Linked DNA regions of Homo sapiens: regions 2, 3 and 4 are each linked to region 1. Evidence: chromatin loops called from intact Hi-C (ENCODE). Cell type or tissue: endothelial cell of umbilical vein. All regions are shown on one strand. Region 1 holds the start of LOC105374470 (a long non-coding RNA gene). Region 2 has its middle 20 kb from the start of LINC02613. Region 3 overlaps HNRNPLL (heterogeneous nuclear ribonucleoprotein L like). Region 4 overlaps ATL2 (atlastin GTPase 2).

Region 1 (8,000 bases):
CTGTAATCCCAGCACTTTAGGAGGCTGAGGTGGGTGGATCACCTGAGGTCAAGAGTTCAAGACTAGCCTGACCAACATGGTGAAACCCCATCTCTACTAAAAATACAAAAATTAGCCTGGCATGGTGGTGCATGCCTGTAATCCCAGCTACTTGGGAGGCTGGAGGCACGAGAATCACTTGAACCCAGGAAGTGGAGGTTGCAGTGAGCCGAGACCATGCCATTGCACTTCACCCTGGGCCACAGAGTGAGACTCCGTCTCAATAAAAAAAAAAAAAAGAAGGCTACTAGTACCCCTACTAGTGACTCAGTAACTTCAGACTCAGGTCACAGAGTTAGTAAGCATGGAGCTTGGACACAAACCTAGGGTTTCTGGCATCAGATCCATGTTCTTTCCATTACATACCCCATGATCCTCTGCTAAAATGCCACAAAATTTTATTGAGGTCAGGTGTGGTGGTTCATGCCTGTAATTACAGCACTTTGAGAGGCTGAAGTGGGAAGACTGCTTGAGCCTAGGAGTTTGAAACCAGTCTGGGCAACACAAGGGAGACACCATCTCTACAAAAAATTAAAAATTTAGTAGGGCTCGAGAGGCTGAGGGAGGTTGTAGGATTGCTTAAGCCAGGAAGTTGGGGCTGCAGTGACCCGTGATCATGCCACTGCACTCTAGCCTGAGTGACAAAGTGAAACTCTGTCTCAAAAAGAAAAATTAAAAAAATTATTTATTAAAAGATAAGCAAAAAGAAAAATACAAAGGAAAAAAAAAGCCACAACATTAAACAACGATGAAACATACTATTATATATGGATTGAAAAAATTTTTGTCTATATTTTTATGTGCCTCATCTGTCTGGGATATCTTTAATGTTCACAGATATGTCACATATGTCACTGACTTCCTAGTCACTATATCAACTCTGCTTTAAATTTAGGTAATTTTCTTTCTTTATTTCTTTTTTTTTTTTTTTTGAGACGAAGTCTCGCTCTTGTCCCCCAGGCTGCCAGGCTGGAGTGCAATGGAGGGATTTTGGCTTGCTGCAACCTCTGCCTCCTGGGTTCAAGCGATTCTCCTGCCTCAGCCTCCCGACTAGCTGGGATTACAAAATTTAGGTAATTTTCTAACATTTCTTCTTCATTTCTGATTTTTTTGCTATGCTTGATTTTTTTCAGTAATAGTCTTCTCCTTTGGAATGAAATGACATAGGCTGGGCATGGTGGCTCACGCCTGTAATCCCAGCACTTTGGGAGGCCAAAGCGGGCGGATCACCTGAGGTCAGGAGTTCCAGACCAGCCTGGTCAACATAGTGAAACCCTGTCTCTACTAAAAAAACAAAAAAATTAGCCGGGCATGGTGGCGTGCACCTGTAATCCCAGCTACTCGGGAGGCTGAGGCAGGAGAATCACTTGAACCCGGGAGGCGGAGGTTGCAGTGAGCTGAGATCACACCATCGCACTCCAGAGTGAGACTTCATCTCAAAAAAAAAAAAAAAATTACAAAAATTAGCTGGGGGACATGGTGGTGCACACCTGTAGTCCCAGTTACTCAGGAGGCTGAGATAGGAGAATTGCTTCAACCTGGGAGGCAGAGGTTGCAGTGAGCTGAGATCCCACCACTGCACTCCAGCCTGGGCGACAGAGCAAGACTGTCACACACACACGAAAAAGAAACAAGATATACAGTCCAGTGAAGTGATACTGTATTAGCCAACACTCACTACTTGCCAAGTAAAAATAAGGCATTTAAATAATTTTATATGGCTCACAAGTCTCTTTAGACAACCACACAGCGGGCCGGGTGCAGTGGCTCACGCCTGTAGTCCCAGCACTATGGGAGGCCAACACGGGCAGATCATCTGAGTCAGGAATTCAATACCAGCTTGGCCAACACTGTGAAACCCCGTCTCTACTAAAAATACAAAAATTAGCTGGGTGTGGTGGCACATGCCTGTAGTCCCAGCTACACGGGAGGCTGAGGCAGGACAATTGCTTGAACCCAGGAGGCGGAAGTTGCAGAGCCGAGATTGCGCCACTGCACCTCCATTGCCTGGGTGACAGAGACTCTGTCTCAAAAAAAAGAAAAGAAAACCACATAATGATTAAAGTGTAAGCAGAAGAGAGCAGCCATTCTCATTTCTCTTAAGTTCTTTATGATCACATAGATTAATATATATATATATATATATTTTTTTTTTTAGAGACAGAGTCTTGCTCTGTTACCCAGGTTGGAGTGAAGTGGCGCAATCTTGGTTCACTGCAATCTCCACATCCTGGGTTCAAGCAACTCTCCTGCCTCAGCCTCCCAAGTAGCTGGGATTACAGGTGCCCATCACCATGTCTGGCTAATTTTTAGTAGAGATGGGGTTTTGCCATGTTGGCTAGGCTGGTCTCGAACTCCTGACTTTAGGTGATCCACCCACCTCGGCCTCCCAAAGTGCTGGCATTTCAGGCATGAGCTACCATGCCCAACCAACATAAAGTAATTTTTTGATCTATTATTCCATTTAATCATTACATTCATTTATTCATGCAACAAATATTTACTCGGTACCTAAATGCTGTAGGCACTGTTCTAGGGTCTGAGAAATACAGTGGTGAACAAGAAATGTCTATTCTTTTTTTTTTTTTTTTTTTTTCTGAGACGGAGTTTTGCTGTTGTTGCTTGGTGGTGAGCCACTGTGCCTGGCCGAAATCTCTACTCTTAAGGAGCTTATATCCTACTGAAGTATGCAAAACTCCAATTTCAGACAGTGTTAAGTGCTACAATGAAAATGAATTCTTTTATTTTTTTTTGAGGTGGAGTCTTGCTCTTGTAGCCCAGGCTGGAGTGCGGTGGCGCGATCTTGGCTCACTGCAACCTCCGCCTCCTGGGTTCAAGAGATTCTCCTGCCTCAGCCTCCTGTGTAGCTGGGATTACAGGTACCCGCCACCATGCCCAGCTAATTTTTGTATTTTTAGTAGAGATGGTGTTTCTCCATGTTGGCCAGGCTGGTCTCGAACTCCTGACCTCAGGTGATCCGCCTGCCTCGGCCTCCCAAAGTGCTGGGACTACAGGTGTGAGCCACAGCACCCGGCCTATTTTTAGATATTAGGATAGAGTAAGGGGATTGGGGCAAGACAACAGATAGGGTGGTCTGTAGAGGTAAATTGAGGAGAAACCTGAAGAAAATAAAGGATTTAGTTAAGAGAAGATTTGGAGTATTCATTCTAGGGATAAGGGACTGCAAGTGAGGTTAAGAAGGCTACCGGGATGGGAAGACAGTGAGTAAAGTAGTGATTGCTCTGTGTTTAGTACAGTAGTAGTAATAGTGTTTAACTATAATAAGTGTTCAGTTGATCCTTGAACAACATAGGTTTGCACTGCATGGGTCTACTCATTGGCAATTTTCTTTCAATGAATATATTGGAAAATTTTTGGAGATTTGTGACAATTTGAAAAAAACTAGCACACAAACTGCATAGCCTAGAAATATGAAAAAAAATTAAGAAAGAGATATGTCATGAATGCATAAGACATATATAGATACTAGCCTATTTTATTATTTATATCATAAAATACACACAAACCTATTATAAAAGGTTAAAATAATCAAAACTCACACACACATACTTATGGACCATACCTGGCGCCATTTGCATCTAGAGAAATGTGAACAAATGTAAAAATGCAGTATTAAATCAGGCCGGGCATGGTGGCTCATGCCTGTAATCCCAGCACTTTGGGAGGCTGAGGTGGGTAGATCACCTGAGGTTGGGAGTTCGAGACCAGCCTGACCAACACGGTGAAACTCCATCTCTACTAAAAAAATACAAAATTAGCCGGGTGTGGTGGCGCATGCCTGTAATCCCAGCTACTTGGGAGGCTGAGGCAGGAGAATTGCTTGAACCTGGGAAGCGGAGGTTGCGGTGAGCCGAGATCACACCATTGCACTCCAGCCTGGTCAACAAGAGCAAAACTCCATCTCAAAAAAAAAAAAAAAAAAAAGTGGTATTAAATCAAAACTGCATACAATGAACTATATAATACAGTATACTACTGTAATAACTTTATTTAAAAAATGATTTTGTAGCCACCTCCTGTTGCTACTGCAGTGAGCTCAAGTGTTGTGAGAATCGACTTAAAAAAATGTATTGTGACACTAATCATCTCCAAGTAAGTCATTTGTTTTGTCAGAATATTGTATATTATAGTAAAAAGTGATCTCTGTGGTTCTTGTGCATTTTTCATTGTGTTTAGTGGAATACAGTAAACCTTGAATAACATCATGGCTATACGAAGTGCCACTAGTGATGCTGTAAGTACTCCCGAGAAGCAGAGAAAAGTCATGACATCACAAGCAAAAGGTGAATTGCTCAATATGTTCCGCAGATGGAGGTCTATAACCGTGGTTGCCTGCCATTTCCAGATAAATGAATCCAGAGTAAGGGCCATTGTGAAAGAAGAAAAAGAGATTTGTGAAGCTGTCACTGCAGCTATGCCAGCAGGTGTGAAAATCTTACGCTTTTTGAGAAATACCTTTTTATCTCATTGAAAATGCAGTTTTTATGTGGGAGCAAGATTGCTATAAGGCATACCTGTATGAGTCAAGAAAAAGCAAAGCAACTTAAAGCAAACGGAAGGGAAGGATCTAAAGCTGGGAAATTTAATGCCAGCAAAGGATAGTTTGACAATTTTAGAAAGAGGTTTGGCTTTTAAAATATCAAGATAACAGAAGCAGCAGCTTCTGCTGACCAAGAGGCAGCAGATAATGAGTTCCCAGATGCCATTAAGAAAATCATTGAGGAGAAATGTATCTGCCTGAAAAGGTTCCAAATAACTGATGAAAGCGCCCTCTTCTGGAAAAAAAATGCCACAAAGGACATTTATTAGTAAGGAAGAGAAGTGAGTACCAGGATTTAAGGCAGGAAGGGATAGGCTAAATCTACTCTTTTGTGCAAATGTAGTTGGGTTCATGATCAGCACTGCCCTGTCTATAAAGTTAACCCCTGGCCTTGAACAGAAAGAAGAAACACCAGCTGCCAGTGTTCTGGTTGTACAAGAAAGGCTGGCCAATGGGAACCCCTTTTCTGGACTGGTTCCATCAATGCTTTGTCCCTGGAATCAGGAAGCACCTTGCCAAAGTTCTTTTCATACTGGACAGTGCCACTGGCCACCCAGAACCCCATGAGTTCAACACCAAAGACACTGAAGTGATCTACTTTTCCCTAAATATGTCTCTAATTTAGCCTCTATATGCGGAGTTCATGAGGACCTTTAAGGCTCATTATACAGGTACTCTATGGAAAGGACTGTCAATGCTACGAAAGAGAATTCTGATAGAGAGAACATCATGAAAGTCTGGAAGGATTACTTCATTGAAGATGCCACGGTTGTTATTGAAAAAGTGCGAAAGCCATCAAGCCTAAAACGATAAACTGATGCTGGACAAAGCTGTGTCCAGATGTGCATGACCTCACAGGATTTATAAGACAAGTGAGAAAATCATAAAAGAGACTATGGATATGGAATAAAGGTGGGGAGATGGTGGCAGTGGTGAATGATTTCAAGATATGGATCTTGGAGAAATTCAAGAGCTAGCCAACACCACACCAGGGGAATTAACAGAAGATGACTTGATGGAGATGAGTGCTTCTGAACCAGTGCCAGACAATGAGGAAGAAGATGTAAAAGAAGCAGCAGTGCCAGCAAACACATTGACATTAGACAGTCTGGCAGAAAGACTCAAGACTGCTTTTAACTTCTATTATGACGTGGACCATTCTATGATAGAGCACTGAAACCAAAGCAAACAGGGGAAGGATTGGTACTATATAGAAACATTTTTAGAGAAATGAAAGAGCAAAGTCAGACAGAAATTACAATATGTTTCCTTAATGTTGCAATGAGCGTGCCTGCCTCTTCTGCCTCCCCTTCCACTTCTTCCACCTCTGCCACCCGAGACAGCAAGAGGAATCCCTCCTCTTCCTCCTCCTCAGCCTACTGAATGTGAAGGCAACAAAGATGAAGACCTTTATGATAATCTGCTTCCACTTAATGAATAGTAAATATATTTTCTCTTCCTTATGACTTTTTAAATAACATTTTCTTTTCTTTAGTTTACTTTACTGTAAGAATACAGTATGTACACCAGGTGCAGTGGCTCACGCCTGTAATCCCAGCACTTTGGGAGGCCAAGGTGGGTGGATCATGTGAGGTCAGGAGTTCAAGACCAGACTGGCCAACATGGCAAAACCCTGTCTCTACTAAAAATACAAAAATTAGCCAGGCGTGGAGGTGCACACCTGTAGTCCCAGCTACTTGGGAAGCTGAGGCCAGAGGACTGCTTGAACCCAGGAGGAAGAGGTTACAGTGAGCTGACATCATGCCACTGCACACTCCAGCCTGGGCAAGAGAGTGAGACCCTGTCTCAAAAAAAAAAAAAAAAAAAAAAGAAACAAAAGAGAATACAGTATGTAATACATATGACATACAAAATGTGGTGTGTGGTTTTTTTCTGTTTTTTTGAGACAGGGTCTTGCTCTGTTGCCTAAGCTGGAGTGCAGTGGTGCGATCATGGCTCATGGCAGCTTCCACCTCTCAGGCTAAGGCAATCCTCCCACTCCAACCCCTTGCTGGGACTACAGGCATGTGCCACCACGCCTGACTAATTTTTGCACTTTTTTGTAGAGATGGGGTTTCACTATGTTTTCCAGGCTGATCTCAAACTCCTGGACTCAAATGATTCACCTTCCTTGGCCTCTCAAAGTGCTGGGATTACAAGTGTGAGCCATTGCACCTGGCATGTATTATTATAATTATAATGTCATCAGTATTAGGGGTAGTATCTACTGAGCCTTAACTATACTGTGCTAAGTGTCTTACATATGGTTTCTTTTAATCCCCAAAATAGTTTTACATAACAGGATTTATTACTGTCTTCATTTTACAACAAGGAAATTGAAGCATAGAAAAGATAGGACTAGGCCGGGCACGGTGGCTCACGCCAATAATCCCAGCACTTTGGGAGGCCGAGGCAGGCGGATCACCTGAGATCAGGAGTTCGAGACCAGCCTGGCCAACAGGGAGAAAACCTGTCTCTACTAAAAAATACAAAATTAGCCAGGTGTGGTGGCACATGCTTGTAATCCCAGCTACTCAGGAGGCTGAGGCAGGAGAATCGCTTGAACCCGGGAGGCGGAGATTGCAGTAAGCTAAGGTCACGCCATTGCACTCCAGCCTGGGCAACAAGAGCAAAACCCCGTCTCAAAAAAAAAAAAAGATAAAGACTTTATTCAAGGTTTCAAGATTCCTGAATAGCAGAGCTGGGAAGTTTATCAGACTGCAAAGCCTGTATTCTTAACCCCACTGCCTTGTAGCCTGTGTGCAGAGTCTGCATGTAATTCAAGCACTCATGAATAGACTCCCATTTAGCCAAGGACTAAGTGTTTCAATTGTCATTCAAGCCTTAATAAAGAAGCAGTTACCTGGAGGGTAGGAGTGCTTTCCATCCACAATCCACTCTAATAAGGCCTCTATTAATTCAAGATTCACCTTTTCAAAATCCATGATGGACATTGTTTTGATGACTGACTTGCTAACCCCTGAAAGAAAGAAAGGTAAAAATGAGAAGGATATTTATACCTTGTTGATGTATTTTATTGTATATTTATACCATATACAATATGCCTGTGAATTAGGTGAGTGTTGGTTTAATAGCACAGATATTAACATTTAATGTACTGAAATGAACTTTTTTCTTTTCTTTATTTAGAGACAGGGTCTTGCTCTGTCACCCAGGCTGGAATGCAGTGGTGTGATCACAGCTCACTGCAGCCTCGACCTCCCAGGCTCAAGTGATCCTCCGATCTCAGCCTCCTGAGAGGCTGGGACTGCAGGCATGCACCACCATACCTGGTTAATTTAATTTTATTTTTTGTAGACATGGGGTCTTGCTGTGTTGCCCAGGCTGGTCTCGAACTCCCAGGCTAAGGCAGTCCTCCTGCCTCAGCCTCCCAAAGTGC
Region 2 (8,000 bases), 300 kb before region 1:
GACCAGCTTGGCCAACATGGTGAAACCTCATCTCTACTAAAAATACAAAAATTAGCTGGGCATGGTGGCAGGTGCCTGTAGTCCCAGCTACTCAGAAGGCTAAGGCAGGAAAATCACTTGAACTTGGGAGGCAGAGGTTGCAGTGAGCTGAGATCATGCCACTGTATCCCAGCCTGGGTGACAGAGCAAGACTCCATCTAAAAAAAAAAAAAAAAAAATTCTAAATAGTTGATTGAATAATCTCAACTACTTGGGGATAAAACATGATTTTTCTCCTAATGTAATTGCCCCCAACTAATCCAGACTGACCATCCTTTTTTTTTTTCTCAAATAGAGGGTTTCTTAATCACATCTTTGCCACCTTCCATAGCTTTCTAGCCACCTTTGATTATTTCCGATTTAAGACTCAGTCCTTTGCATCCTGAAGCTTCAAGTCTCATCAACTCCCTGTCTACCCATGCAGACTGGGTCTGTCTGTGACTCTAGCTTAGGCTTGATCTCTTTACCCATCATCTTCTCCCCTCTGTAGAGCCAGCCCTCCAGTGTGTGCTGGTGCAGGAAGAGAGAGAGGCAAAGGGCAAGTGTCTCCTCTCAGCACAGCAAGTTTGCATGGATCCATCCTGCACGCCCTCAGGAGCTGAGAACTCAAGGCAGCAGTTCTGGGCCCTCTCTGCCAGGCAGTATATCCCTTCCCCACTATCTCCCTCCCATCCTCTTCTCCACAGCCCTAGGGCAGATTGACAAGCCCGAAGGCCAAGCAAACAACCATCTGGGAGCACAACTCTCCTTACAAACACCTCTAGTTTTCCTTATGATTCTCTTAGGTCCCCACCCCATTCCTTGGCTTCAAGAAAGAGAGTGAATAACCCCTCTCCCCAAGACCAGTCCACCTCACCCTCTCCTTTGTCAACCCTCAGAGCTTGAATGGGGAATCATGGAACCAGTTCGGACTCCCCCTATAAGGCAAGGGGAGCTTGGCAGGCTCCAGCTTTTGGGGGCTTACTGGTGTCTCTCGGAATGGAGAGACCTTTCGTTCTCACCTTTAGACCCTCTTTCAAGCTAGTGGTGTCAGAGGAGGGAGAGATCACTTTCAACTTTCAGCGACAGGGAATCAGAGAAAACCTTTTTGGAGAGGGAACATTTGAACTGGGCCTCAAAGGCTAGGTCAGATTTGGCAAAGTGAAGATGAATGGTCAGGTGAGAGAGAGGGAAGGCAGAGGCGAAGGCTCAGACACAAGGAGTTTCGTGGCACGCAGGCGTACCAGTTAGCTACGACAGACATGCGTGCAGGAGAGTGGAGAAAGGAAGTGAAAGCATGCCCAGTGTTTCACGTTGCCTTTGGCTTGGTCTGAGCTGTCTGTCCCGTGATGCTTTGAGGAGGGTGTAGGCAGCTGTGCAGCCATTCTCAGGACCTGTATTTGCATTTGCACAGGCCAGTGAAGCTGAGAGTACTGAAGTTCACTGATGCTGGCCAGGAGCTGTTTGGAATGACTGCCAATCTTGAAAGTAGAGTCCGTGTATCTCAAGACATAAAATTAGCAAAATTCTTCTGCAGCCAATCCCATTTTCTTGCAGTCTTCATGCAGAAGCACCAGCTTCTCTGAGCATTTGAATCACTCCACACAGCTCCTTCTATCCTGAATGACACTGCCCAAAATACACTGAAGGCCTGTCCAGCACCCTGAAAATTCCACGGCTACACAACATGAGGAAGCCGAGTCAGGGGAACAGGGGGCTTCAGGTTAGCTGTGGCCACTCACGTGCTCTGTGATTTTGGACAAGTCAGTCTCTGAACCTCAAATTCATCAGAAATGCAGGGGTGATACTAGCTGCCCTAGCATAGGATTAAATGAGGGAGGTAATGTGCATGAATACGTTGAAAAGTGTCAGCCGGGCGTGGTGACTCATGCCTGTAATCCCAGCACTTTAGAAGGCTGAGGCCAGTGGATCGCTTAAGACCAAGAATTAGAGACCAGCCTGGCCAACATGGTGAAACCCCATCTCTACTAAAAGCACAAAAATTAACCAGGCATGGTGCTGCGTGCCTGTAGTCCCAGCTACTTGGGAGGTCGAGGCTTGAGGATTGTTTGAGCCCAGGAGGTGGAGGTTGTAGTGAGCCAAGATCACAACACTGCACTCCTGCACTCCTGGGTGACAGAGTGAGACTCTGTCTCAACAACAACAGCAACAACAATAAAGTAGTGACATTGATGTGTATCTTACATGATGAATGCAGTTTCCACTCCTCTCAAGACCCCAGAGTATAGTGCATAGGGAAGCAGAAAGCATTTGTGTTCCCAGGGGGGAGGCTGGCTGTGCAGGGAGGACATGATCAATAACACTGCCAGCTTAAAATAAGCATCAGTGTCACCAAAACGCTGCTTCCAAACCAACCCCTGATGTTCTAGGTCCACCATTCCTCTGTCCCACCTCCCTGCTTTACCTCTTTTTTTTTCTTTTGTTTTTTTTAGACGAAGTCTCACTCTGTCACCTAGGCTGGAGTGCAGTGGTGTGATATTGGCTCACTGCAACCTCCGCCTCCCGAATTCAAGCAATTCTCCTGCCTCAGCCTCCCGAGTAGCTGGGATTACAGACGCCTGCCACCATGCCCGGCTAGTTTTTGTATTTTTAGTAGAGACAGGGTTTCACCAGGTTGACCAGGCTGGTCTTGAACTGCTGGTCTCAACTGATCCGCCCACCTCGGCTTCCCAAAGTGCTGGGATTACAGGCATGAGCCACTGTGCCCGGCCTTTCCTCTGATTTCTATGGCACCTATCACCATGGTATGCAGGTACTCACATCAAATCTGTTTTTAAGTTCAAAACAGAGCCATATGTGGGAAGACGCATTTCTCTTCTGAAGCCTTATCTCTGAAGCTGAGCTTGGAGTGAAGTGACAGGCGGAACCGACTCCTTGGAGGATGGAATCTTGAGGTTTTATGTGGGAGCAGAAGAGAAGCAAGCACCAAATATCTATCAAATGCCCACAGAGGGAAACACTGTAGTAGCTGCCTAGAGATTCAGTCCTGCTCAAGTTTCCCTGCTCAGATCTCAGGCGCAATTTTGAGAAATGTTCTTCTTCCTCAGTGGATGACCTCACCCTTTATGGGGAGGCGTGCCCATACGCACAATAACACAGTACTCATAAAGTCCAAGAGAGGCCGGTCCAGGCCTTGGCCAGGGAAGCATCCATGGACTTGGGCGTTCGTTGCAGAATGTTCAGACAGGTCTGGATGAGGGGTGAGGCCCTGCCTTGGAGGGGCTGCCCTCCCTCTGTGGCACGGAAGCCCTGCTGCCTGTGACAGGAGGCGACTGCACCTCACCCGCGGCCTGTATGCTGCAGGACCCAGCGAAGAGCTTCCTTAGCTTGCAGCTGTGCAGACACTAGGAAAGGGAGCACCTACCAGGGAGATTTGCCTTCTTGGTCCGGTAGCAAATGCAGTCCCGCCGGCCCACCTGGTACAGGTAGGACGTTCCGCAGGCCTTCCAGATCTCCTTGGCAGGTTTATGGGCGAGAGAAAGCGGTTCCCAGCCTCCTGCCCTGATGCGGCTGCACCTTCTGGACCACCGTGAACACTCTGCCCCCTGCCAGGCCCCCAAAATACTCTTCTGTCTCTACAGTTGTGCCACCTTTCCCCAGCACCAGGGAGCAGCTCGGCAGGACCAGGCTCTGGGGGTCAGCACATGCGTTCTTCACAAGCGTAAGAGGGCTGTCGTGAGGGAAAAAAAAATGGCATTATATGACGTCATTCCAGCTTTCATACCCTTTCTGGAAATAAGTGATGATATAAAGAAATAGACATAGATTATGTACACACATACATGAAGGGTAAGTACTTGGAAATGTTAAAGAGTTCGTTTTAAAAGTCCTTAGGCAGCACCCCTTTCTCAAGTTAATTCCCACTTGATCAAAGGTGGAGCTGCGGGCTCCGAGGAGGCGCGGTCAGGGTGGCAGGCCTGGGCTGCGCGGACCGCGAGCGAGCCTCCTGGGTCTCCCTCCTTAGCGGAGAAGATCCTCCAGGCTAAGGTCCAAGGCCCATCTCCCTTGGGGTTGTGGCCGCCCACCTCCTCCCCGCCACCCTGGGCTTTGGCTTTGTCCTCAACCACGCCCCGGGAGTGCGCGGAGCGGTCGCAGTTCTGTTAGCCAGGGTTGCGTTCCCACCGCGAAGGCCCGGGCGCGCGCTGCTGTGGATCGAGTCTGGGGCTCCGGCCACCAGGTGGCGCCACACGGCTACCTGCGCGCCGCTCTGAGGCGGTCGGATCGCCGCGGTGCAAAGGACCCAAGACCGGGGGTAACCGGTCACCCGAGCCGACCCACCGCCCGCACTGCCGAGGCTCAGGCGCCCCAGTTCGGTGCCAAGAGGCACGCCCCGGGGCCAACCTGGACAGGTAGCTTCAGCAAAATTGCCGGACAGTTAAAAAAAAAAAAGTTTCCACCCCACCCCCCACTCCCAAATCAATTCAAAAATAAAAATTAAACTGTGGGCTGGGCGCGTCTGAAACCCCGTCTCTACAAAAAATACAAAAATTAGCCGGGCTTGGTGGCGTGCACCTGTAATCCCAGCTACTCAAGAGGCCGAGGCAGGAGAATCGCTTGAACCTGGGAGCGGAGGTTGCAGTGAGCCGAGATCACACCGCTCCACTCCGGCCTGGGCAACAGAGCAAGACTCCGTCTCAAAAAAAAAAAAAAAAAAAAAAAAAGTTAAACTGTGGTGGGGAAAGTTGTTGGCGACAATACAGACCCGCATGGATACAGGCAGCGGGGAGCATGAGTTCTGGAGCCAAAATTGCTGAGTTCAAATCCTGTTTAATGACCTTGGGTGCGTTATTTAACCCCGTATATAACCCCATTACCTCATCTGCACATGCAAATAATTTACTTAGAACTCACGTCATGAATTGTTGACAGGAATTAAATGAGTTGATACACCATATATATTTATACGTGTGTGTTTTACATATTTAATGTAAGTGCATATAAATGTATGTATGCATATAATCATATGCATGTATAATATACAAAATTATGTACATATATAACATATATGCCTAGTACATAGTAAGCACCAGTGTTAGCTATATTTTATGCATTTATATATTTATTCGTTATGCAAGTTCTATGAATTATTAATTTTTAAAAACATTTTCACTCAAAAGAAAGACACTATTGGGGTTTAACCTTTTTTTTTTTTTTTAATTTATTTTTGAGATGGAGTATCTCTCTTTCCCCCGGGCTGGAGGACAGTGGCATGATCTCGGCTCACTGCAAACTCCGTGTTCTGGTTTCAAGCAATTCTCCTGCCTCAGCCTTCCAACTAGCTGGGATTACAGGCGCCCGCCACCATGCCCAGCTAATTTCTGTATTTTTAGTAGAGATGGGGTTTCACCGCGTTGGCCAGGCCGGTCTTGAACTCCTGACCTTGTGATCCACCCGCCTAGGCCACTCAAAGTGCTGGGATTACAGGTGTGAGCCACAGCACCCGGCCTTTTTTTTTTGAGATGGAGTTTCACTCTTGTTGCCGAGGCTGCAGTCTCCCGGGTTCAAGCGATTCTCCTGCCTCAGCCTCCCGAGTGGCTGGGATTACAGGTGCCTGCCACCATGCCCAGCTAATTTTTTGTATTTTTAGTAGAGACAGGGTTTCACTATGTTGGCCAGGCTGGTCTTGAACTCCAGACCTCAGATGATCCACCTGCCTCAGCCTGCCAAAGTGCTGGGATTACAGGCGTTAGCCACCGCTCCCGGCCTGTTAACTTTTTATATGGAAATTTTCAAACATTTACAAAAGTTGAGAAAACAGTATAATAAACCCACATGGGCACATCACGCAGTTTCAATAATTAACACATTGTCAATTCCGTTTTATCTATACCCCAGGACCCCTCTTCCACTCAGCTAGGCTATGTTAAAGCAAATCTGAGATTACCTATAATTTCATTTGTAAATACTTGACGATTATGAAGTATTTTTTAAAGCTCAATGTTTGATACTTCCTTCATGCACAATGTTATATTCTTCAGTCCATAGATTTCCCATGACACTGGAAATCTTTTCCAAACCAGCATTTGACACAGAAGTTGGAACTGTATATTGAATCAGTTATGAAAAATTTGGAGCAGTGATTTATTTGCCTGAAAAGCATTTCCCCTTCTGAAGAAATATGTTCTCCCTGAGGAAGGGAACATTACGCTCAGCCACTGGTTCTCTTCTAGTGAGAATCTACGGGGTGTTCTTTTATCTGCAGTGACACATCCCAGGTTGAATGATCACTCCAGGGAAGGAGATTCTTGTAATTAGTCAGATTCCTGCACTCAGAGGAGGATCTATCCATTTTAAGAAGGAAATCACTTCTCCAGACACTTGAAGGCTCTAGGATATATGGCCAATACTGCAGGTGAACCACTGTCTACTCAAAGTGTCTTTACACCAGTGCCAAGTCCCATGCATACTAAAAATTTAAGCACATTTATTTCCTCAAGGAATGTTGTTAACATGTTAAATTATTTACTTAAGATACTAATACACACACATCCCTGCCTAATAATACATTAAGAGGCCTTTGAGACAGGAGAAAGACAGAAACCAGGGAAATAGTTGTTCTTATTCAACTGTATGATTTTTGGGGGGGTTTTGAGACAGAGTCTCACTCTATTGCCCAGGCTGGAGTGCAGTGGCACGATCTCAGCTCACTGCAACCTCCACCCCCCGGGTTCAAGCGATTCTCCTGCCTCAGCCTCCTGAGTAGCTGGGACTACAGGTGCACGCTACCATGCCCAGCTAATTTTTGTATTTTTAGTAGAGGCGGGGTTTCACCATTTTGGCCAGGATGGTCTCGATCTCTTGACCTCATGATCCACCCGCCTCGACCTCCCAAAGTGCTGGGATTACAGGTGTGAGCCACCGCACCTGGCCTTCCATGTTTTTACTGTTGCCTTCCCCCTTCTTGATGTTGCTGGTGTTAAGGTTTCCACATTTGATGTACCCCATCTCCATACCTCCCCATGGTCCTGTGTAAACCCCAAGTCTTCTAAAAAAGCCCCGTCTTTCCCTTCACTGAATTTCTGCCTCTACCACACAATTAGCACTAATGTACGTGGACATGCCCCCTAGAGGCTGAGCTTGCGTGAAGGGACCCAGGCACTTCTGGAGAGATGGGACCAGCCTAGAGGAGCTGACATGCATGAGGAGCCCAAGCAGCTCCAATTTTGTAACCACCCATTAAAGTGTGACAGGTGAGGGGGATGAAAGGCATTGCCCCTTCCTGAAGAACTAGGACACTGAGGGGACTTTGGGAGTCTAGGGAACATGATGCCATTTTGTACTCTGGCAGAGCCCCAAGCACAAACCGCACCCCCTTCAGGGGGGTTACGTGCCTGAGTGTCATGGGAGGCCACTCCCTCCCAGGGCTTCTCCAGCAGCAGGTGAGCCAAGGAGGAAAAACAGGGTGGGCGAAAAGGCCTTGAAATCACTGGATGAGTTTTACAGGGAACCTGAGCATACCGCAGAGGAGACATAGGTTATAACCATAATGTGATCCAGCATACAACCACAGACTGGGGAGGCTGAGAAAACAAAGGTTATGCTTTTTTTATTTTACAAAAGCACTCTTAAAAATTACAATACACAAGCCAGATATGGTGGCTCATGCCTGTAGTCCGAACTACTAGGGAGGCTGAGGCAGGAGGATTGCTTGAGCCCAGGAGTTCAAGGCTGCAGTGAGCCAAAATCGCACCACTGCACTCCAGCCTGGGCAAAAAAAAAAAAAAAAAAATTATAATACACACTCATAACAATTTAAATAAACTTAATTATAGAAAGCTAATATATTATATATAATAAAAATATATAAAAATATATCTCATATATAATATTGACACATATTTTATAATATATTATCATATATAATATATATATAATGTATATATTTTTTCTCCTCCCCTGTCCAATTATACTCTCTTAAAGTAACCAGTATTAGCATGCTGGTGTATATATCATTCCATATT
Region 3 (8,000 bases), 250 kb before region 1:
ATTGCTGGAATGAAAGAAAATACACTTACTGAACAATAATTCTTCTTTCTGGTCCTCTTACAAGCCAGAACCCATTAAAAATCAAAACCAAACCAAAATATAATGGCAAAAAAGTATTCAATCCCCAACTAGTAGCTCTCACTTATCTCAAGGATTTTTTTTAAATCATTATCCTAAGAAAACAAATTTTGGACAACTCCTGGGAGTACATTACAAGGGACTGATCCCATATAAACCGAGGCAGATACGCAGGAAAAATAGACAAGAAATGTGCCATACTTCATCAGAAATGCAGCAAGTCAAACAGTTCATCTATACTACCTTCTTTCTACCTTGACAACTTACCATAGCCATCATGTCTAAACGAAGAAGGGTGTTCTCCCAAAATGGCTTGTCTCTGGCGACCCTTTCCTCTATCTGACACAAAAGTAGAAACATGGTTTTAACAATTTTGACCCAAGTACTTAATGGAGTTCTCAGATGGGAAACACCCATTCAAAACATCCAATACAACAATTCATAAAAGAAATACGATTCCTGGTTAACTTTAAACATCCATTCATATCCAATTTAAACACAACACCAAGAGTGTAAAAAATTAATTCCATCTAACAAATTCCACTTAACTTGAATATATCTTTTTGGCAAATGCCAAATACAATCACACTTTCAAATTTAAGGAAGAATGGATACTTTTCAGAAAGTGAATGTACACAATGCTAGAAGTTTGACACTGTACAGAAGTTTTTACCAATACATGTCTTTAAAACAAGCTTTAAGTGCAGTACTTTTGAAAGACAGTACCTGAATCATACTATTAGCTTCAACAGCAACACATTTTCAAAGTGGGCTTCTTTCAAGAAGTTTCAGCATAAGCCAACAACAACCTGTATTACATGGTTTCACAATCAGTAAACACAGAGTATTTTATAAGTATATGCACATATTTACAAACACCTGACTTGAGAGCTGAAAATGTTCACATCACTGACTCATATTATATCATGAATAGGTCATTGTCTATTGACCATAACACCAGGTAGGACTATGAGCAACCCCAAACTTTAAAGATGCCAAGATAAAGCTAACCAAGGGGGCTACATTATTGGATGAGAATACTACAATACTCTAAAGGATAATTTTTATTCTAGCTACGTTTTCAGAAAAGGCATGCCAATTTTCCCAAATCTAATTAGAGACATCAACAAAAAAATTATTTATAAGTTTCTAAAATAGCACCTCCTATGTTAGTAAATTTTAAAAATCATTATACAATACTTTTAGAAAGTTTGCTGATGAAATTACAGTGCCCAATAAGATTTTTAAAAATATGTATCTCAAGACTCTGGTCATTCTAATCCTTGAAAATTCAGAGAGCCTTTACCTATATCCTTAGTCACCTAAACAAATGAGGTTTATGGGAGATGAGAAATACTTTAATTTTCACTTCAGTCTAGAGAAGTAGAGTTTTAATCACCTATTCCAAGTTATTGTGGCATTGAAAGGGACTGAGGCCATCTAGTTTAACTTTTACTCAATGTAAAAATTCTCTTTACATCATCTCTGTAAGTTGGGACCATTTAGCTTCTGCTTACCCAAAACCAATAATAAGATTTCCAGATAGCCCTAAATTGTGAGAAAATGAATTTTTATATTGTATAGAAATTGATCCTCTACCCATATTCTACCCCATTTAGGGCCTTACAGACTTAGTCGTTGGCCAAAACCTCTTCTAAATGCTCAAGAAGTTATTATGACTGTCCCCCCGACCCCATTTCCCCAAAGTCATTTCTTCTTCAATCCTAACATTCACAGTTCCTTCTACCACATGGCTTCTAACGTCTCTCATCACGCAAGTCTCACTCCTTTTGAGCCAATCTAGCCTACTAATCCATTCTGTTAATGTTCCTCTGCTTAAGCATACGCCATCAAACACTAAATACAAATCCTTATCTGACCTAGGAATCTTAAAACCACAACAACCATAATGTCTTCATGACTCAGTTTTATTGATACAGTTAACAGTGTGCTATAAAGGAAAGAGAACTGGGTTGGGAATCAGACGATTCCAACTTAAACCACTAATTTGCTGTATAGTCACAGAAACAATTTTCATTCATAAATGAAGGAGTTAGAGTAGATTATCTTCCAAGCTATCTTTCAGCCAAACATTCTCATTAATAATTCACTTCTAAATGACGAGTTAATGGGTGCAGCACACCAGCATGGCACATGTATACATATGTAACTAACCTGCACATTGTGCACATGTACCCTAAAACTTAAAGTATAATAATAATAAAATAAAATAAAATAATTAAAAAATTAATAATAATTCACTTCATTTGAAGTATTCACTGCGTAACAGGTCACGTAAAACAGAAGTGAGCAGAAAGTTGAACCCTAAATATATCAGTTTCTAAACAGTGGTAAGCTTTCCTAGAGTCAAATGATCTGATGGAAGCTGTGAACATTCTCCCCAAAAAGATGCACCTATCTACTACAGGTTCTAAGATTTCTGGAGGGGTTCCCTGGCGTCCTGGTTAGGGATTCTTTACACTAAAATGTAATTCAAGCTGAAAAGGGCTTTGAAAAAAGTGAGGGTATGTTTTTAAAAAAGTTTTTATTTTTTTTGGTTAAAAAAAAAAATGTTATGAAGGTCTTTATTTGGGGATAGCAACCTAACAGTTTCAATAGCTATCAATTTGAGTGCAAGCTAAGAGCTCTACAGAAACAAAAACATAAACTGTTATGGTCTCGCAAGACAAATATCTGTAAGGAATTAGAAAACAAAAAATTTTCCTTCAAAGCATAAACTAAAAACGTTTTACGTGCTTTAATTATATTTCACTATTCACATATATACCTTATACATTTCTAAACTTATCTGACTAGAATTATATGAAGAACTAACCTCAGCTGGCTTTGTGTAAACATCAGACCCTTTAAAAGAATAGATGTAAACACTATTAAAATAAGCTTATCTACACCTGTTTAAAGAGCCCCTGAGAAAAATGTAACCACAACTATTTCAAATGAGATTTTTTTAAAAAAACAAAACCGAGTGGTCAATAACTGTAAATTGACAGAAGTGAGACATTTCTCATCAACCACTTGTCCGGTTGTTTCAGTGCTAAGGATGTGCTTTCTAATACTGACATCAACTGTACCAACCCAAGGCCAGGCAGATTTCCATAAGTAGTGAAAAACATGGGGTCTAGCCAAAGCTGCATTACAAAACAAACCTATTTGCAATTTCATGCATAAGGCAAGATGATTTCCTGGGAATTGAGAGTTAAAGGAGCCAATCATCTAAAAGTCCTAAATATGCAAACATGCAAAAGATCAATCATCACATTGTCTTTTTCTTTTTGCTAGAGTACATGCACTATAGAGTACCCACTCCCCAAGGTATTTTGTATGCCATAAAATTTTTTTCTAGTTACTGACTTTTACAGACATACTCATCTTGAGCTTTTCCACCCTGTAGTTCAAACACTGATATTGTAGTTAAGATGTAGCCAATACTGCAGCCCCCTTGTTTTTACAAGATCCACATTTTAATTTGTATATTCCAGAATTGCCACACAGTTAGTTGAACAATTTTATCAGTCAAATTTATCCTCACGAAATCTAGCACTTATAGGTGAAGATGCATCCCAAATGAAATGCTCTTATTTTCAGATTTATCAAGTTTAAAGATATTCTATCTTGAACAGACATGTTACTTTCACCTACATTTGAAATGTCAAAATTTCTAGTTACACAAATTGACAGTGATAACCTTAAATTGTTACAAAAAGTGACAACTTATAAACAGCCACTTTACAAAAATCAAACCACACAGAAGAACGTCTTTCACATATAATGCACCTTTTCATTATGTTAGAATTTCTGTTCAGTGACCACAATTGAGAAAAAAACAAAAAATTTAAAAAGTAAACAATGCAGCAAGTGTGCACCTTTCTAATCCTTTTATTTTTCTATCTGTGTGGATTGGTTGAGCATTATCAATTCCCAAGACCTGTTAATAAACTGGTCCTGGTTATTTGCCAATTAACAATTTGAATCTAAGCTGCACACAGTCACAGTAATGGGCATTAAGATTTACAACATTGCAGATGAAGTCTAGTTTCCGTTAGTGGAAAGTCTTAAATTCTACAACTGAAACCTTAAGGGAAATCAGACCAATATATACATACAACTTGTATAAATGGGCACAGTCTATCATGGTGTTCATCCCATGCAATTCTGAAGTACTGTTAAGTGTCCTCCTTTAAAAACTTGGGGTGATGGTGCATGCAGTATGCAGTCAAGGTGAATTGCGAGTCTGAGTTTTTCAGAGGGCTTTTTGCTGATGCCGATGTTGTGCATGATGAAGTGTAGAGTCAGCCTGCTGGAGTCCTCTATCCTTCTTAATGCCTCGTCCAGCTTGGGGGAAAGTCCTTTCCATAGAGAAGCAGTGTGCAAGTTTGCAGTTTGTAAGGAATATTCTGAATCAGTTTCCTCTCCTCCAAAGAGAGAGAGCTGCTTGGAGAAATGCAAGTCCTTGAACTGCGGGCGTGCCTGAATGTGTGGGCTCCTTGTTGAACTAAATATAAATAGCTCAGTACATACCAGTAGGGGGCACTAATGTTCAAGGTTATTTTCCAGCATTACATGGCCTTTTGCAACAAAAGCATTCATCAACAAGGTTTTCATTTGAATTAACTAGCTCATCTCAGGAAAAAAGAATCTAACTGCATATAAAAATTTGTCAGCAGATCAAGTACATTCTAAAATGTATAAAATACCTACCTCGTCTTCCCAAATATGGTTTAGTGTAGTCCCAACTGTCATTGTCATTCCTAATAACATTTAGACGAGTTGGCTGTTAAGATTGAAAATAATGTAAGTTCAAACTGCATATCCAAAGCATAAATATTTCTTGGGTAGGGTGTTGAAAAAAATATTTACCCGTGCATATTCAATTTTTAGTGTGCAACATCCAGCATATATATCAGCTCCATTGAGTGCTGCTTTAGCTTTCTGGGCACAAAGGACTGATTCAAACATAAGCTCTATTAAGGAAATTCGGTTTAAGGTATCTGATACTTAATCATTATTCACTCCCAAAGGACAGGATTGAAAATAATCAGAAGTAGCTCTTTTACTTCTGGAAATGTTTTACCAATTTCAGGATGAATTTTAAGAGAATTTTTTGTTTTGTTTTGTTTTTGAGACGGAGTCTTGCTCTATCACCAGGAGTGCAGTGGCGCGACCTGGGCTCAATGCAACCTCCACCTCCCGGGTTCAAGCAATTCTCCTGCCTCAGCCTCCCAAGTAGCTGGGACTACAGGTGTGTGCCACCGCACCCGGCTAATTTTTAATTTTTTTAGTAGATACGGGGTTTCACCATGTTGACCAGGATTGTCTCGATCTCTTGACTTCGTGATCCGCCCGCCTCGGCCTCCCAAAGTGCTGGGATCACAGACGTGAGTCACTGCGCCTGGCCAGGAGAATTTATTTTTAAGATCAAGGGTGGCTGGGCACAGTTGCTCACGCCTGTAATCCCAGCACTTTGGGAGGCTGAACCAGGTGAACAGCCTGAGCTCAGGAGTTCGAGACCAGCCTGGCCAACATGGTGAAGCCCCATCTCTACTAAAAATACAAAAATTAGCTGGGTGTGGTGGCAGGTGCCTGTCATCCCAGCTACTTGGGAGGCTGAGACACGGGAATCACTTGACCACCCTGGGCAACAAAAAGCAAAACTCCATCTTAAAAAAAAAAAAAAAATCAAGGGTACCAAAGAAAACATAATACAACCGAACTATCTACCTTAATTCTTTTAGGTCATCATTAGTACTTTATAAATCGGAAAGCAGAGGAGATAATGGAGCATGGTCCCATTCCCTAGCAAAGGACAACTTGCAACCTTGAAACAGAAAAGATTTTACTCTTTAAGAAGAACATTACAAAGAGCCAAAGTAATACAAAACAAATACATGATTTTTACATATTTCTGAGAAGGCATAGTTTTATAATACTCTATCTAAAATTTTATCAGTTTTTAAAAAAATTACTTAAGTCCATAATCTTAAAAAAATAAAATCACAAAGGTATATAAGGTAAAAAAACAAAGATAAAACATAAGTCCCTTGCCAGAAGTAAGCACTATTAAAGCGTTTGCTGTATATCCCTACCTTCTTCTATGCATACACATGCACACGTAGGTTGGGGTTTTCTCTTTATTATTATTATTTAAGATGGGTCCAGCTTGGGGGAAAGTGTATTATCTATACTATTTTGTAACTTGCTCTTCTTACTCAATGTGTGACAAATTTAACATAAAGAAGTTTTTACATAAACCATTACCATTTTAAAGGTTCAATAAAAAAAGGTAAGATTTTACTGACTCTAAAGTTTTGGTACTTCCAAACTACTTTAAGAGGGAGTCAGAAAAGTTCACTTAGGATAAATTCCAAAATAGTACAAGTGTACATATCTTCAAATAGTGTTATTTAACAGCTTAAAAAGGAAGCACTAGATTGCTTTCTGGTAGCAAGTTATTCTTATCATAAATAGTAAAATTCCCTATGAGTACTGCAGTTTCATTTTTTAAAGCTAAGTCACGTAGATTTTTGTGAGAGGACAAAGTAAACACCACTTGTCTAGAAATGCTTAAGCCAGAAAAAATAAGATCCGTATGAATTACACATCAATAAAAATTTACAAATAAAGGATATTCAACCATTGCTTGTATCCCATTTCTCTTGAATATAACAATACGTTGCACTTTGCCAACAGGGTTGCATACAGTATATAAAACATCCTATGAAGGAAAAGAAAAAGATTTCTTCACACTTTACATCTGAAAAAACATTAAAGCTATACTTCGTTTTGTTTTACCTAAAAACTATCAACTGTCAAGATGTCATTTCTATTGATTAATAAAATTAATTCTTAAAATTATTACTTTTTTCTTGAGACAGGGTCTCACACTGTTGCCTAGGCTAGAGTGCAGTGGCACGATCACAGTTCCCTACAGCCCTGACTTCCCAGGCTGAAACGATCTCCCGCCTCAGCCTCCCGAGTAGCTGAGACTTCAAGGCATGCACCACCACACAAGGTTAATTTTTTCGTTTTTTGTAGAGACAGAGTCTCACTATGTTGTCCAGGCTGTCTCAAACTCCTGAGCTCAAGGGATCCTACTACCTCAGTCTCCTAAAGAACTAAGATTATAGGTATGAGCCACCATGCTGGCCTAAAATTATTATACTTTAATAAATCTTAAGGTATTTCTTCACCTACACAATACACCCACATTAAAGAAGTTCCAATGGAACATTTGGAAAGCACTGTCACCTATTTTATGTCCTAAATGAATCCTCAATTTTTATTTTCTTAACAGGTGACTAAAATAACTTCTGATGATATAAAATTAATAAACCAAAACTATAATCAATGAATATTTTTTCCAAATGTGACACTGAAATGTTTAATATTATAATCACTTGTGTTATAGTAATAAATATGTATTAAGAGATAATATTAGAACAACTCTGGTACTCATTTTTCAAGGGACAATGGCCATAAAGAAAAGACCCAAGGAAGACCATACAGTTACATGTCACTAAACAAGACGCCTGAGTCATCTAAGAATCTAAATACCTACTTAGGAGTAATTATTCAACTATCAAGAAATTTCTTGAGCATCTATAATTTACACAGCTGCATTGTTACACACCAGAGATATAACAAAAAACAGAGTACCTACACTAGATTAGTTACATGTTTTCCCAACACCGAATATTATAAATATATTACTATATATTAATAAGTCTATATTTAAAATACAAAATGTCTAATTAAATCTAAAGAATATCTTATGCTTTAAGTTTATGTCCCAATATCATATGCCCAGACTACATATGATACCAACTGAAGTTTCCCTTACTGTGATGTTCCTCTATTCATTACAAAAATTAAGTGTCTGTGTTACTAGCTTATTATGAAACAGC
Region 4 (8,000 bases), 520 kb before region 1:
CTTTAAAGTACTTACAACAGCAACAAAACAGAACAAAACAAAAAAAAAAGTATAAATTTGCCTACAAATAAAAAGTTTAGCCCCTGAACAAAGTAAAAGCTAAGATAAAAAAAATTACAGTGCAGTACAAAGACCTTAGAAATGTGTTAGAATTTCAGGTCCCTCTCTACATGATTATTTATGATTTATGCTAGTTACCAGAATTTTGAGAAGGGAAACTGCCATGTATTAGGGGGAAAAAAATCTTAAACTTAGAAACATTTTAGATAATTACTCATTTATCCCAATATAACTCACACAGTCTCCTAAACACTCTTCTGGAAAACAATTTTAACAAAATATGCGCTATTTATAATTAAAACCTGGAAACTACCTAAATCTCCCATCAACAGCAGAATGGAAAAACTGTTGTCTATTCATTCAATAGATACTATACAGCAATGAGAATAAATAAATTAAACTATATGCAACATGGATTAACCTCAGAAACATAATATTGGGTAAAAAAAGCTAGACTCAAATACATTCTGTATGTGATTCCATCCACATAAAGTACAAAAACAAAGCCTGTGAGAAGTCAGGATACTGGTAGAGGGTTTTGGGGGAAGGTTGCTGTATGGAGGTGAGTGCTTCTAGGTGCTGGCTAAATGGCTATGTTCATTTTTTATAAATTCATCAAGCTACACACTTATGATTTGAGCAATTTTCTGAATATATGTATAACATTTCAATAAAAAGTTTAAAAACTTTCTTGTCTTTGAGTTACATAATTCTGAGTTTAGTTAGTATGTCTATTGTGCTTTGTGTTAATTTCTTCTGAACAAACCAGAAACAGAAAATGCTGATGACTGAAATTATTTCCAAAAGTGGGGTCTGGAAATGCCTTTCAAATAATCTAAGAATGTTGAATTGGTTTTAATCTCATTTTAAAACTAAAAGAAAATTATATCATACCCCAAGTCTTTAATGCAGTTGAGAAACCAAATGCATCATTCCCATAGACAAATAAAATCTTATCAATGAAAGACAGCACCCTCCTAATGAATAAAGGGGTCTTTATGTATCCTTTGTGTGTGTGAGTAGATGGGTAGCCTGTAAGTATCTGACCTGCAGGTTTCCCAAATTGATATGGTTTGGCTCTATGTCCCCACCCAAATCTCATCTCAAATTGTAATGCCCATGTGTCGGGGGAGGGGCCTGGTTGGAGGTGATTCATGGGAGCAGAAATCCCCCTTGCTGTTCTTTTAACAGTGAGTGAGTTATCACGAGATCTGGTTGTTAAAAAGTATGTGGCACTTCCCCCTTCACTCTCTCTCTCCTGCCATCTTGTGAAGAAGGTGCTTGCTGGCTGGGTGCGGTGGCTCACGCCTGTAATCCCAGCACTTTGGGAGGCCGAGGTAGGCCGATCACAAGGTCAGGAGTTCAAGACCAGCCTGGCCAACATGGTGAAACCCCGTCTCTGCTAAAAAATACAAAAAATATGCCAGGCGTGGTGGCGGGCGCCTGTAATCCCAGCTACGGGAGGCTGAGGCAGGAGAATCGCTTGAACCCGGGAAGCGGAGGTTGCAGTGAGCCAAGATCGTGCCATTGCACTCCAGCCCAGGCAATAGTGTGAGACTGTCTTAAAAAAAAAAAAAAAAAAAGAAGGTGCTTGCTTTTCCCTTCACCATCCGCCATGATTGTAAGTTTCCTGAGGCCTCCCAGTCATGCTTCCTGTTAAGCCTGTGGAACTGTGAGTCAATTAAACCTCTTTTCTTCATAAATTACCCAGTCTCAAGTAGTTCTTTATGCTGTGTGAGAACAGACTAATACACAAGTACTTCCATGGGGGGCTACCTTTAGGAATAAAGGATCATGATCCTTAATTTTGATTCAAGGACACTGTCTTCTTTGGTAGGAATGCAACCACTTTACTTTTCATCAATTACAAACAGAGTCACTTGGGCTAACCTGGAATACTTTATTCCAACGACACGTAAATACTGGTAATGTGACCAGCAGTCCGGACAGCCCACCCGTTTGCCTAGCTTGGTGCTTATGTTCTCCTCTTTAAGCATTAGGGTCTTACCTGTAATCTCTTTTCAAGAAATTGCTTTCCACCTTCCAAACCATATGAATGTTCATAAGGATAGCTCCAATCTCGAATCAAAAACATTAATGTCTATACACAGAAAAAATAAAAATTGTTTATTTTACAATAAAGAAAATTTACGAAAAAATCACAACTCTTAACAATTGAAGCCTCTCTTACTCTCCTAAACAATCCTTATCAAAAGTTATAGTAACTAAATGGTCAGTACTGGTCATGGTTATATCAAGGACCCACTTAAACAACATTCTCAGGCCCTATACCAAGCAATCGCTGCCACTGAAGAACTTCACTAAATATAAAGAAAGAGTCACCACAAGCAGTAATACAGGACTTTAAAAATGAAAAATGGGTGTATCAGGACACACGGATCATAATTTTAAATCATGGTTGTGTAACTACAAGACCAACTAATTCTAGATGGCTATCTAGACTGATTATAGATCTGGGGTCAATAAGGACATTTTCACTCACAGAGGATGTTTTTACTCATATAGGGTTAGATTTCTCAAATGCTGACATTTTGGGTCAGCACTGCTGACATTTTGGGTCAGTTAATTCTTAGTTGTGTGTGGCTGTCCTGTGTATTGTAGAACGTTGAACCATATTTCTGGCCTCTATATGCTAGATACCAAGAGGCACTAAGCTCTCCCACAAAACTGTGACAACCAAAAATGTCTCCAGACATTAGCAAATGTCCCCTTGGGTGGCAAAATGATCCCAGTTCAGAAAAAACTGATATAGGCCAAATAGGGTATATTTCACCTATATATCCAAAAACGAAGGCATCATCTGCTCAACTACTTAATAAAAGTGACCATACTAGCCAGACAAGAGTGAGGCAGAATCAATGTAAACCCATTAAGATTAACAATCAGTAGCAATGCTGTCATACCGGAAAGGCTTCACACACTTAGGAGCAAACATGGTAGAGTCATGCTCTCCTACTGTAACTGCAGCTCACCAAACAGTATTAATGGCAACTTACAAATTACACTTGCTTCAAAAAATAAACTATCTGGAACTTTTCTATATGAAACCAAAATAAAGAGTAACAGAACTAATTTCAACTTGTAGTAAACCACAAAAAAGAAACCTGTAACATTCTGTAGTTACCACGTATAAAAAAAAAATGGCATGACTGTCATATATTTCCTATTGTCTTAAGTTTAGAATAACATCTGTTAAGAGAAACATTACTCCCCTTAATCTAAGTGAAAGCATTAAGAATTAGCCTAGATTCATTTATTCTATTTATCCTGTTCGCCTACTGATAAGTATGCTGATGATACTACCAAAGGTTAGTTTCGATTGCACTGAATCTGTTGCTAGCAATGAGTCTATTGTAATATCCTGGTGTCTCCAAAATTACAAACTGAGGTGGCTTCACAACTTCTCATAGGCTAATCTTTAAAATGTTAGAATAACTTTTTTACCTGAAATGGTTTCTGGTAGATTTCTTCCATCGCAAGTCTTCCATACTCTGTAAATAACTATTAAATAGAGTTAGTTAAAATAATGCCTCTAAAGAGATTGAAAGAAGACATGTGTAAACCTGTTCCACACCAAAGCTCCAGGTACCAGAACCTTTAAAATCATTTCAAAGCCAAACATTTAATTTTCTAACACACTAGGTATGTACAAAATTTCTTCCAGTTAAGAAGTCATACACCAGTTTAAACCCATATAACATTCAATCGTGTTACCAGTATTATAGGCTTCCAAGTGTAAATTCATAATAAAGTGAGAATTAAATTTCAATAGTTGGCACATTTTCTTTAAGAAATATGTGCTCGCAGACGGGCGCAGCGGCTCACGCCGGGTAATCCCAGCACTTTGGGAGGCCGAGGCGGGCGGATCACCCAAGGTTAGAAGTTCAAGACCAGCCTGACCAACATGGTGAAACTTCATCTCCACTAAAAATACAAAATTAGCCAGGCATGGTGGCACATGCCTGTAATGCCAGCTACTTGGGAGGCTGAGGCAGGAGAATCCCTTGAACTTGGGAGGGGGAGGTTGCAGTGAACCAAGATTGTGCCACCGTACTCTAGTCTGGGGAACAAGAGCGAAACTCCATCTCAAAAAATAAAAATTAAAAAAAGAAATACGTACTTGCAAATGTTGAAGATCATCTTCTTGAATATTCTGAGACAGATTATATACCTGTTGAAACAAAATTTATTTTGTTTTTTATTAGTGTTTTGTTCTGAATACCCAGCTTCTGTATAACTTTACTTGTGGAAAAAAGGTTATTTTGTATCTCAGCGCAAAGGAATCATTTAACTACTATCTTGACAACTGACATGTGAAAAGGATTTTCTCTTTTTTCCTAACAATAGTCAAGATAGAATATTAAGGAAGAAGCAGTGGTGGTAAAATATGCAAAAAGCATGAATATATGTATACTCATGGCCTAAAAGTGGTAGAAGAACAAGTGTGGTATCTAGTAGGTTTCTTGTACTCCTTCTCTAAGCTCTTTAATGTTAAGATACGATCATTTTTTAAAGAGTGTAGGTTATTTCCACCATCATTTTTCTAAATTAGTGAATATAAGGGGCAACAGTTTACAAAGATAAATTCTTCCCTGGTACAATCAGAGTATACAGTTACTCAGGGGTACCTCCACTACTACTGACTCTAGTGTGGTTCTCTTTTTACTCACACTCCTCAGTTTACTTACTCATCAGTTTTCACTTACACTCAACATGACAATTTTACTGGCCTGTGGAAGCTAATAAAAGTAACAGTAGGTGGCACTCTTGCCCTTTCCAGAATTTTTTGGAGGAGACTAGAGTTGATAAAGGAGGGTCTAAGTATCCTCAGGAAACGGGGATTTTCATCCATTAATTCTAAGACAGATCTTTAGACAGTAATCTACACTGCCACAGGAGAAAAGTGGCCATCAACAAATATCACCTCTGCTAAGAAATAACTTACATCTTAGGAACCAGGGTGACTCCGAAGAGAGAACAATCTGTTCTAGGAGCAAATAAGTGATACTCTGGCTAAACCACTTGGAGGTCAAGAATATAGTCAATTTAGGCCAGCAAACCTAAAATGATATTCTTAGCTACTAATTCCAAACAAGGATTTAAAAAGTAATTGATGACTGAGGTGATTAAACTTTAGATTTTAACATAAACCCTGACACCATGACCAACCTATGTGGGCCTCTGCTTTTAGAAAATAGGTCTGGATCCTTTCATTGTCAGGGCCAGGTTGCAAACAGCAAACAGAGAAAGAGATTTATTTAACTTAGATCATTAGTACTTAGCATACTGTCTTGTATGTAACAGGTGCTCAGTATGTATTTGTTGAAGGAATAAATGACAAGAAGATCAAATTATCATTTATCTATCAGCCAGATATCTTACATAAGGAAAGAAAACTACCCCCCCCACCCAAAGGCAAGGAAGAAAATAATCATAATCTTAATCTTCTTGGTTATTTATACTTTACAAAGCACTTTCATATGCATTATCTCATTTAGCTCTCATTTCTGACTGCACACAACAACCACATCCAAGATAGGCAAGATGAGTAAAACTCATTTTACAGACAACAAAGTGGCTGCACAGCTTTAAGTGGCTGTCTAAAACCAGGTCTCTTACTATCAAAAAGTTGAATAAATAAACAAAAAAAGACTAAGGGATAAGTTTTAGGACAGAGAACTCGAGAACTCCCTCTAGAGCCAGCTAACCTGAGGGGCTTCTGCTTGCTTCAAGGGAATCACAGCTGTGCCATCTTGCAAGATCAGAGAAAAAAAGAGACTTAGAGGGTCCCCACCAGCGTCACTTAGTGGGTAATGACAAATATCCCAACCCTATAATAAACTGAAGCCAAGCTGAAGAGTATTCTTCTTTTAGCTCAGGTTAACAGCCAACCTTCTTTCCACTCTGATGGCTAGGTACTTCAAACTGAGGAAGGAGGAAAATGGGAGCTTAGAGAGACGAGTCATATGTTCCAGACATTACTGGAAAGCATAAAAAAATCCAAGACACTGTGACAGCATCACCTATGATCTACCATTGATAAGAACAATTTCTTATCTTGGGAGGATCACATACCCATTTTAAAAAAATATTTGCAAATATACTTCTTGATACACCATCACCAGCTGGGCCTAACCGCCATACTTCAATAATTCATTTTTCAGAGATGTATCAGCCACAGATGATCTCAGAAAAGAAAAAGTAAAGAAACACCAAATGACATGTGGTAGTTTAATTCAGTCCAATCCATCTAAATTATACAGAAAAGAAATGGCCTAGCCTGAAGAAACTAGAACCGGATAGAACACCAAACACAATTTGAATATAAGTGAAAAAGAGAAGGGATTTTATCCCTTCCTAAATGAAGGTGCTAAAAATCCTCAGTTTATTATTACATAAGCCTTGTCTGGGTTTCCTAAATTAAACATTAAGTAATTACTCTGCTTTTATCTCCTTTAGTTCAAATAACTGAGTACCACTTGTCATAGATACAGAATAAAAAACTAGACTTCTAAGCTTAATTACCTGGGTTTTTTGTTTGTTTTAGCCAAAAAAACAAAAATATACTCTCCATATTACTGTGTCTGGTAGCCATCTATCTGATTTCAATTACAGATAACATGTGATATCTTTTCCTTTAAAAAAAAAAGTATGTATTCCATAATGAAAAACTAAAGAGACTGGTTGTTGGTTTATTGCATCCTTTGTAACTATCCAAAGTACAAAATTTCACATCATAAGCCAGAAAACCATGCATGGAAATGTAAATAACCAATAAGAAATGTAAATAGCTCTCAAGAAATGTAAATAGCTTCCTTTTTTTTCCCTTCAATCAAAAGGCATTTTGCCAGCACAAGGTGGCATATGCTGACAGTCCCAGCTACTCAGGAGGCTGAGGCAGGAGGATCACTTCAGCCCAAAAGCTAGAGTGTGCATGATCACACCCATGAATAGCCACTGCACTCCAACCTGGGCAACATAGTGAGAATCCATCTCAAAAAAAATTAAAAAGGCATTTTCAAGAGGGGCAAATGCCAGGCTCAGTGGCTCACGCCTGTAATCCCAGCACTTGGGGAGGCCGAGGTGGGCGGGTCACCTGAGGTCAGGAGTTCGAGACCAGCCTGCCCAACGTGGTGAAACCCGTCTCTACTAAAAATACAAAAAAATTAGCTGGGCATGGTGGCGGGGGCCTGTAATCTCAGCTACTCGGGTTAGGAGAATGAACCCAGGAGGCAGAGGTTGCAGTGAGCCGAGATCACGCCACTGTACTCCAGCCTGGGCAACAAGAGTGAAACTCTGTCTCAAAAAAGAAAAAAAAAAGGGGCCAAATGATTACGTGAACTGATCGCACCACTTAATCTTGTGTCTCACCTGGACAGAGCTAGTCATAGTGCTCAGAGCAAACACCGTTGCACAGTCTTTGATAGTTGACTGGCTATCAAAGGCACCCTGGGTATCCATAAGCAGCACAGCAACCTAGGAATTTGAGAGTTTAAAATATTTAGTAAAACAGTTGCCAAAAATGACTATAAAAAAAATCAAATGATAAATTTGAAAAGCAGTAATTAAATCAAGAAAAGTACTTATATCTCATACATTTGACATAATAATCCGTATGTTAAAGTTATCAAACATTAATAGTTCTGTGTTGTTTTGATTTTTAATACTGGAAAATAGCCCAAGAAAGAATACAGGGTAGAAAAGTATAAACAGAATTTTACTTTAGTTCCATTAGGTCTGTCAATCACAAATACTTCATTCCAAACTTGTATGCCTGTTGTTTCTCTTTCACAGCCACCTCGCCATGTAAAGCCTGTCAATGGTTCATTGTTTCCACCAATCCAACTTTGAGAATCCTGTTAAAGTCAAGGATAAATGTAAAATACAACACAATTAAGAAATAAAAGAAACCAAAAAAT

What was found. A loop is a pair of places that touch in the nucleus more often than their neighbours do. Peaks named below come from ENCODE experiments on the same cell type or tissue, not always from the same donor. Only the 100,000 strongest peaks of a DNase experiment are listed, where the experiment ranks them.
Region 2: it touches region 1 in a loop (35-fold over the local background); 12 of 110 quality-filtered maps call a loop at or near these places.
Region 3: it touches region 1 in a loop (22-fold over the local background); 12 of 110 quality-filtered maps call a loop at or near these places.
Region 4: a loop joins it to region 1, with 16 times the contacts of the local background. A loop is called at or near these places in 2 of 110 quality-filtered maps.

Annotation. Positions count from the first base shown.
Region 1 is chr2:38,830,368-38,838,367 of GRCh38, forward strand. It overlaps DHX57 (DExH-box helicase 57), which reads right to left. Exons shown (of 24, transcript NM_198963.3): 13 at 7,464-7,580. It overlaps LOC105374470 (a long non-coding RNA gene), which reads left to right and starts at 6,003. Exons shown (of 3, transcript XR_001739419.2): 1 at 6,003-6,040. In endothelial cell of umbilical vein, a CTCF peak has its summit at 4,851 (motif pointing left); no DNase peak of the experiment used is centred here.
Region 2 is chr2:38,532,051-38,540,050 of GRCh38, forward strand. No RefSeq gene overlaps it. Among named protein-coding and RNA genes, the nearest start is that of LINC02613, 20 kb to the left of the region's middle. RefSeq lists enhancers at 1,542-1,671, 3,913-4,523 and a silencer at 4,107-4,166. In endothelial cell of umbilical vein, a CTCF peak has its summit at 4,210 (motif pointing right); a DNase peak (open chromatin) is centred at 4,171; H3K4me3 peaks cover 654 bases.
Region 3 is chr2:38,577,116-38,585,115 of GRCh38, forward strand. It overlaps HNRNPLL (heterogeneous nuclear ribonucleoprotein L like), which reads right to left. Exons shown (of 13, transcript NM_138394.4): 4 at 6,726-6,811; 5 at 4,957-5,053; 6 at 4,798-4,870; 7 at 346-417. Among named protein-coding and RNA genes, the nearest start is that of HNRNPLL, 22 kb to the right of the region's middle. In endothelial cell of umbilical vein, a CTCF peak has its summit at 4,603 (motif pointing right); a DNase peak (open chromatin) is centred at 4,636.
Region 4 is chr2:38,311,083-38,319,082 of GRCh38, forward strand. ATL2 (atlastin GTPase 2) reads right to left here. Exons shown (of 13, transcript NM_001135673.4): 3 at 7,803-7,937; 4 at 7,453-7,557; 5 at 4,202-4,252; 6 at 3,526-3,582; 7 at 2,069-2,161. Among named protein-coding and RNA genes, the nearest start is that of ATL2, 62 kb to the right of the region's middle. In endothelial cell of umbilical vein, a CTCF peak has its summit at 4,820 (motif pointing right); a DNase peak (open chromatin) is centred at 4,849.